Linked DNA regions of Homo sapiens: region 1 is linked to region 2. A link is a loop called in an ENCODE intact Hi-C map of the cell type or tissue named here. Cell type or tissue: prostate gland. All regions are shown on one strand. Links, peaks and the distances in the headings refer to the core of each region. The heading gives the core; the rest is flanking DNA.

Evidence for each region. Hi-C counts contacts between places; a loop is a spot of excess contacts. Peaks named below come from ENCODE experiments on the same cell type or tissue, not always from the same donor. Only the 100,000 strongest peaks of a DNase experiment are listed, where the experiment ranks them.
Region 1: it touches region 2 in a loop (1.8-fold over the local background); 6 of 110 quality-filtered maps call a loop at or near these places.

The regions. Positions count from the first base shown.
Region 1 is chr2:38,120,921-38,123,842 of GRCh38, forward strand. All of the region lies in intron 2 of LOC107985871 (a long non-coding RNA gene), which reads right to left. Among named protein-coding and RNA genes, the nearest start is that of CYP1B1-AS1, 8.7 kb to the right of the region's middle. In prostate gland, for the core only: no CTCF peak of the experiment used is centred there; a DNase peak (open chromatin) is centred at 1,653.
Region 2 is chr2:38,186,734-38,189,655 of GRCh38, forward strand. It overlaps LOC102723739 (a long non-coding RNA gene), which reads right to left. Exons shown (of 4, transcript XR_007086289.1): 3 at 217-2,922. Among named protein-coding and RNA genes, the nearest start is that of CYP1B1-AS1, 57 kb to the left of the region's middle. In prostate gland, for the core only: no CTCF peak of the experiment used is centred there; a DNase peak (open chromatin) is centred at 1,208; H3K27ac peaks cover 1,990 bases.

The sequences.
Region 1 (2,922 bases), core at 211-2,710, 66 kb before region 2:
AAGAAATCTTTACTGAGATAGTGCCAGAGGATGCTGAGAAGCAGGGTGAATAAGTAACCAAAAAGGCAGGGTTTCTTCCTTTTTGAAGCTTCCGGTCTATTCAGGAATGCAGACAAGTCAGCAGGTAATCACGGTGTGCACAGGTGAGATGGACTGTGATAAGGGAAGTTCGGGCGCCTCCTGCAGTGGGTGCTCCAGCATCCCAGGGGGCTTAGATGAAGCAAAAATGGGGGATGTGATAGGGGTGGAGGATGATCCAGCATGCATATGAGCTCTAAGGCAGGACAGAGTGGCACTTTGGAGAACCCTCCACCGTCCTTAAACCAGCCCCACTTCCCACTTCCAGTTCTACCCACTCTTGGCTTAGGAAATTTTCTCCTCTTTTTGCCCTGAAAATTAGCCTTGGTGGCTGAGTTTTGCTTTTCAGGTTCTCATTGCTAGTGCTTATTTTGACGCTTAGTGACCATCTCATTCCTACTATTGGCCCGCAGTAGGGAATCAGACCTTTAGTAGACACGGAGCTCTTCAAATACAGAGTGAACTTGGGGCATCTGATCATGTGGGTCAAGATGAACACTACAGAATACAACTGAGAGCCACATGTGAGTGAAGCTGTACTCGAGCTGACAATACTGACATTCAAAAAGCAACAGGATGATGAGAATGTTCTGGAATTAGAGGGTAGTGATAGTTACACAACCTTGTGAATATACTACTGCACACCTTAACATGGTGAATTTTATGGTACGTAAATTACATCTCAATAACATTTAAAAAAAAAAAAAAAAGCAGCAGCAGATGGCTGCTGGAGGAGGCTGAGCTTAAATACCCCTGGTTACACTTCCTCCTTTCCTTGTATTTACTGGAAGGAGAAGGATTTGTCCTAAGATGAATAGTTTTTTCATCTTCAGAAATTCCTGACAAGCTACTACCCTGTCAAGGCATGAAAAATTTCATTAGTGCTGACTTGGTACACAGTCTATTAATTAGTACCTAAATAATTGCATGTTGCCTCTGTGTCATGATTTATAATTGTATGCATGCTTTGATCTTTCTCATCACAGGCAGCACTGAGAAGTGAAGGAATATTTGGGAGGATCAGAAGCTTGGTCCTGATTTTGCCATCAACAGGAACTTGATGACTTCAAGGGAGTCCCCAAACCCTGGGTTTCTGTTTTCTCAACTCTAACATGAGGGGCTAGATGCATCTGGTTTAGTTAGTCTCCATGATGGTTTAGTTCGTCTCCATGATCCTGTGAATTTCAGATGTTGAAAATCTTCGGAAAAGCCCTGAAAGATGAACAGGTAGGAGTTATTGTCTATATTTTACCCATGAGGAAACTAAGGACCTGGGAATCTAGAGGGCTCATTAGCTTTTGAACCAGTACTAGCAATGAGTTCATCTGAATTCTGGTCCCAAACTCCTAGCATGAGAGAAATGTGGACCTTTCATTCCAGGAGTTTAGCATGTAGGAGGTATTCAGCTGGTGAGGGATTAAGGCAAGATTACAGGTTCTTGAGAAACATAAGCGACAGAGACAAGAACATCAGAAAGGGCCGCTGTGACTCGGGTCGTGGCTGCCGATGGAGCTCGTAAGTCAGGAGAGGTTGTTTGCTGAGAAGCTTGCATTCCCTAGAGCCCAAGTGGGTGTTGCCAGGAAACCCTGAGTTTTCCAACTTGGCAATCAGTGCACAGCTGAGTTTTTATAGGAAATTGCCCAGCTCTTTGGAAATTGTATGTGGTATAAATATGGTTTTGAAATTCTATATATTAGCTTAGCAAAAGGCGGAAATATTTTGAAACCCATGGATTTGGGAGATCTGCCGGCATTGCTATTAAAATTACTTTCAGCAGAATTGTACAATATGACATTATATTGCTCAAAATGACTCAATTTTCTAATCTTTGAGACTTCTTAAAAAGAAATGAACCCCAAGTAGAGTAAAGGTGGACTGCAAAAAACAGCTTAGTCTGAATGAAAAAAATTCATCCTTGGCTCTGCATCTAAGAAACTGGCTGTGTGTCCTCAGACAATTCACTTAATGTCTCAGATCCTCAACGTCTTCAACTGCAAATAAAGGGGTTAGAGGAGATCATCTTTAAAGCCCAACTCAGCTCTAACATACTATGATTGGATACCATACACTTGTCCACATTCTTTTCTCTAGCACTTGGGGATTTCTGCTCTTCCAGCCTTTACAAATACAACCTTTCACTGTCACACTCATTCTTCCTTGTCCTTAAAACAGAAAGCCCAGGCATAGTCTGATGCCACTTCTGAGGGCTATAGCAGGTGGCATCTAGTGTCTCTATAGTAACTATTTACACTCCTAGGGAAAATTATCTCACAGAAGCATAGAGAGCCTGACCTTGTCTATAAAGACAGTAAGGTACAATGATTAAAAGAATAGGCTCTAAAGTCAGGCAGACCTGGGTAAATCTGCCACCTACTAGAGAGCTTGGGCAAGCAAGTTCACCATGCCTGGTACCTAGTGAGTGCTGTGGGCCTCTATTCTGGAGGGACAGCAGGGCCTTACGAAACCAGCATGAGATTGTAAATGCCTTGCAGGCTGGATTTTCAAGAGGAAATGCTACCCCCTTTTTCTCCAACATCTCTGGCAAAATTGCTAACCCAAAGGTACTAGGCCCAGCTAGTTATGAAGGGGATGGAAGTGATCTCTATCCAAGGGAAGAACATTTGAATTGATGTTTAAAGGAGTTGTTTAGATTCTTATGAAGGAATAGAGGAAGAGTAGAGGCAAAGACAGAGAAGGGGATGGATGAGAATAAAGAACAAGAAAAGAAGCAGTAGGAGACAAATGAGAAGGTTAAAGCTGATAATTTTTACTTTTATGATAAAAGGAATTTCTAAGCAAATTCTAACCATTTTATCAAGAAGAAACAAATTCACTAACTTATAT
Region 2 (2,922 bases), core at 109-2,608:
GACTTCATGATCCACCTGCTTTGGCCTCCCAAAGTGCTGGGATTACAGGCATGAGCCACCGTGCCCAGCCGACCAAGAGATATTTTTAAGAAAAGTCTCATAAAAGCATAAAATTTTATATATGGCAAAAGCAATCAACATCTATAGAAAACTGATAAACACATATGACTCAGAGGAAGAAATTTCCCTCTATGTATTATTTACTGTTAAACTTACTATGGCTTATAAGGCCTTGATCATCTAAACACTTGTTTCGATTTATCCATTCTCTTCCTCTCCTCTTCAGCCTTCTTGAGATTGTGGGTCATCTCCAGGGATACTTCTCCACAGTTCTACTATCAGTGTCTAAGGGATTCAGGTTAGGGCAACACACACAAAAAGTCAAATTCAGTTATTCAAGCACCAATTAGATAATGAACATCTGCCTGGGGTACTCACGACATTCTGGGCTAAATATTCCCCCAGAGAGAAGAATAAGGGAGTACTCAGTGGGTACTAATGTCTGGTCTGTGACATGACAATGAAGTGAAGATTAAGTTCCATCTTTACCCCCATTCACCATTTATCTCCCAATCTCTCTTCCCAAGTCATTCTTTTTTTTTTTTTTTAATTATACTTTAAGTTTTAGGGTCATTCTTATCTTCTTCTCATCTCTTACCTGTTTTTTCCTGACCCTAATTCCTCAAAGAAGCTTAATTCACTTCTAGATCCCCTCCTTCCCCCATGAATATAAAGAAAATAACTATATCTAGTTCTTTTAGATGTTCAAATTGACTTGATTGCTAGCTGAAATCAAAATTGACCAGCTGAAGTGGTTTTCAAGAATGTTAATTCTTATTCTGACCACTGGATTAGCACAATGGGCCATTGTACACATAAGTACACCCACAAGGCAGTCAGTAAAATAGACAATGCCTAAAGCTGTAGATACACTATATACATGGCATGAATCTTTTATTCATTTGTTTAGTCTACAGCAGGAAGCCAACTGCCTCACTTCAGGCCAGAGGGAGAATGCTGAGATATTGTACGAATACATGCAATTTTCCAAGCTTCAGGAAATTTGAACTGAAACATTGACAGGAAAGAGCCCATAGTACACTTGCATGTTGAGCTGGTGTTTAAACTCTTTTTCCCATGTAATGAGCTCATATCCAAAATGTTGACTCAACGTGCATGAGGACTTGGCAAGTCCTGTGGGGAGGAGCGCCCTGTCACGGGAAACAGGAGAAAAACAAGGCCGGCTCAGCACATTCTCTCAGAGCACACAGGCCTTCATGGGCCAGAGTTTCTGTTATTAAAAATAAGAAAAGAAAAAAAACAGAGAATGTCTCCTCTTAATCCAGCAATAACTCCAAGAAGATAATAAGTCAACAGTCACTTTTTTCATGGCTACCTACTACAGAGTGTCCTAGTAAAATATATACTTGATACATTAATATACGCTTTAAAAAGAATAGCAGTTAGACATTAACCAATATCTGTTTTGGTTATGTTAAAGTCACAAATGTTTAAAATGCCCATCGTTTCACAGTCAACCACATATAAGATATATCTTGCTTTATTAAGTGTATTTAACACCTAAAAGTGCCACACACTTTCCAGGGCACACTCATCTGAGGGAGTTTGTAGAAGATGCAGTGCTCATGGGGCCCTAGGTTGTTAGCTCTGAGGCTGCCATGCTTCATTCACCAACATGTATTCCCTTACAACTTGGGCCCAGCAACAACAGATTTACTATATAAGCCTCCAGTACTTCCTGAAAAAGTCCTTTCCAAATACCCTCAAAAACAAACAAACAAACAAAAACAGTCCTCTTTCTGTGTTTCAATCAAGGCTATAAAAGTAACCCATGTTAAAAAGCCAGGATGGCTGCAATGAATGGAGCACACAGAAGGCCTCCTGAGCAGTATAGACTTTATTTTTCCATCGTGGGGCTCCTGTAATTTTTAAAAGTCTGTTTGAAGATATTAATTTGGCAGGAATGAGGAAGATGGATTCAAGGGATTAGGAACTGTAGGGAGATGTAGCAAGTGGATGAAGGCCTGGACATGAATAATGTTCACAAGAATGGGAAGGAGGGAAAGATTAAAAGGGATATTTAGAAAGAAGAACTGACAAGCCTTGGTAACGGAGCAGATATAGGAGATAATGAGGAGAGAGGAGTTGGAGTTGGAGTTGGTGAGGAGAGATGGAGTTGGAGTTGGATACAGTGACAACTTCGAAGTTTCTATCCAGAGGCTGGGAGTGTGATGGGCCATTGACAGAAATGGCAAACGGAGAGCTGGTTTGCAATGGATCAAGATGAGGGTTGAACTCAGAGATTCTTAAATCTAAAACATCTCAGAAGGCACCAAGCCCAATTTTATACTTCCTTTCTGTATATTAGAGACTGAGGCCCACAGAGGAGAGGATAAAGACCCGTTGAAGGTCTTAGTTAGTTGGCATGGAGCAGACACTAGTACCCAGTCTTTGGTCTCTTGTTTCTATGCCTATGATCATTATTCAATGGTCCTGTGCCTAAGCTAGAAATCTTTTGATTGCGAGTGATGGAGAACCCAACCCAATTTGACTTGAATAAGTAAAGGAATTTATTGGCTCTTACAAGTGTAAAGTCCAGAGGTTTCAGTTGAGGCATGGTCCAACAGCTCAACATTTTCACTGAGCACCTAGTTTCCTTTTGTCTAATCTCTGCCCAATATTGTTCATAGTTCCAAGATGTTCACCAAGAGGTCCCTGAGCTGTGTGCTTTCTCATTTACATCCAGCAGGAAAGAAAGAAGGTTTTTGTTCTAGAATTCCAAGCAAAAGTCCTGGGATTCACTCTAATTGGATTTGCTTGGTCATATGTCCACCCATGGCCAACCACATGGCTGGGGAGCCAAATGTGCTGGTCTGGGTCACATGTTCCACCCCTGGAGCC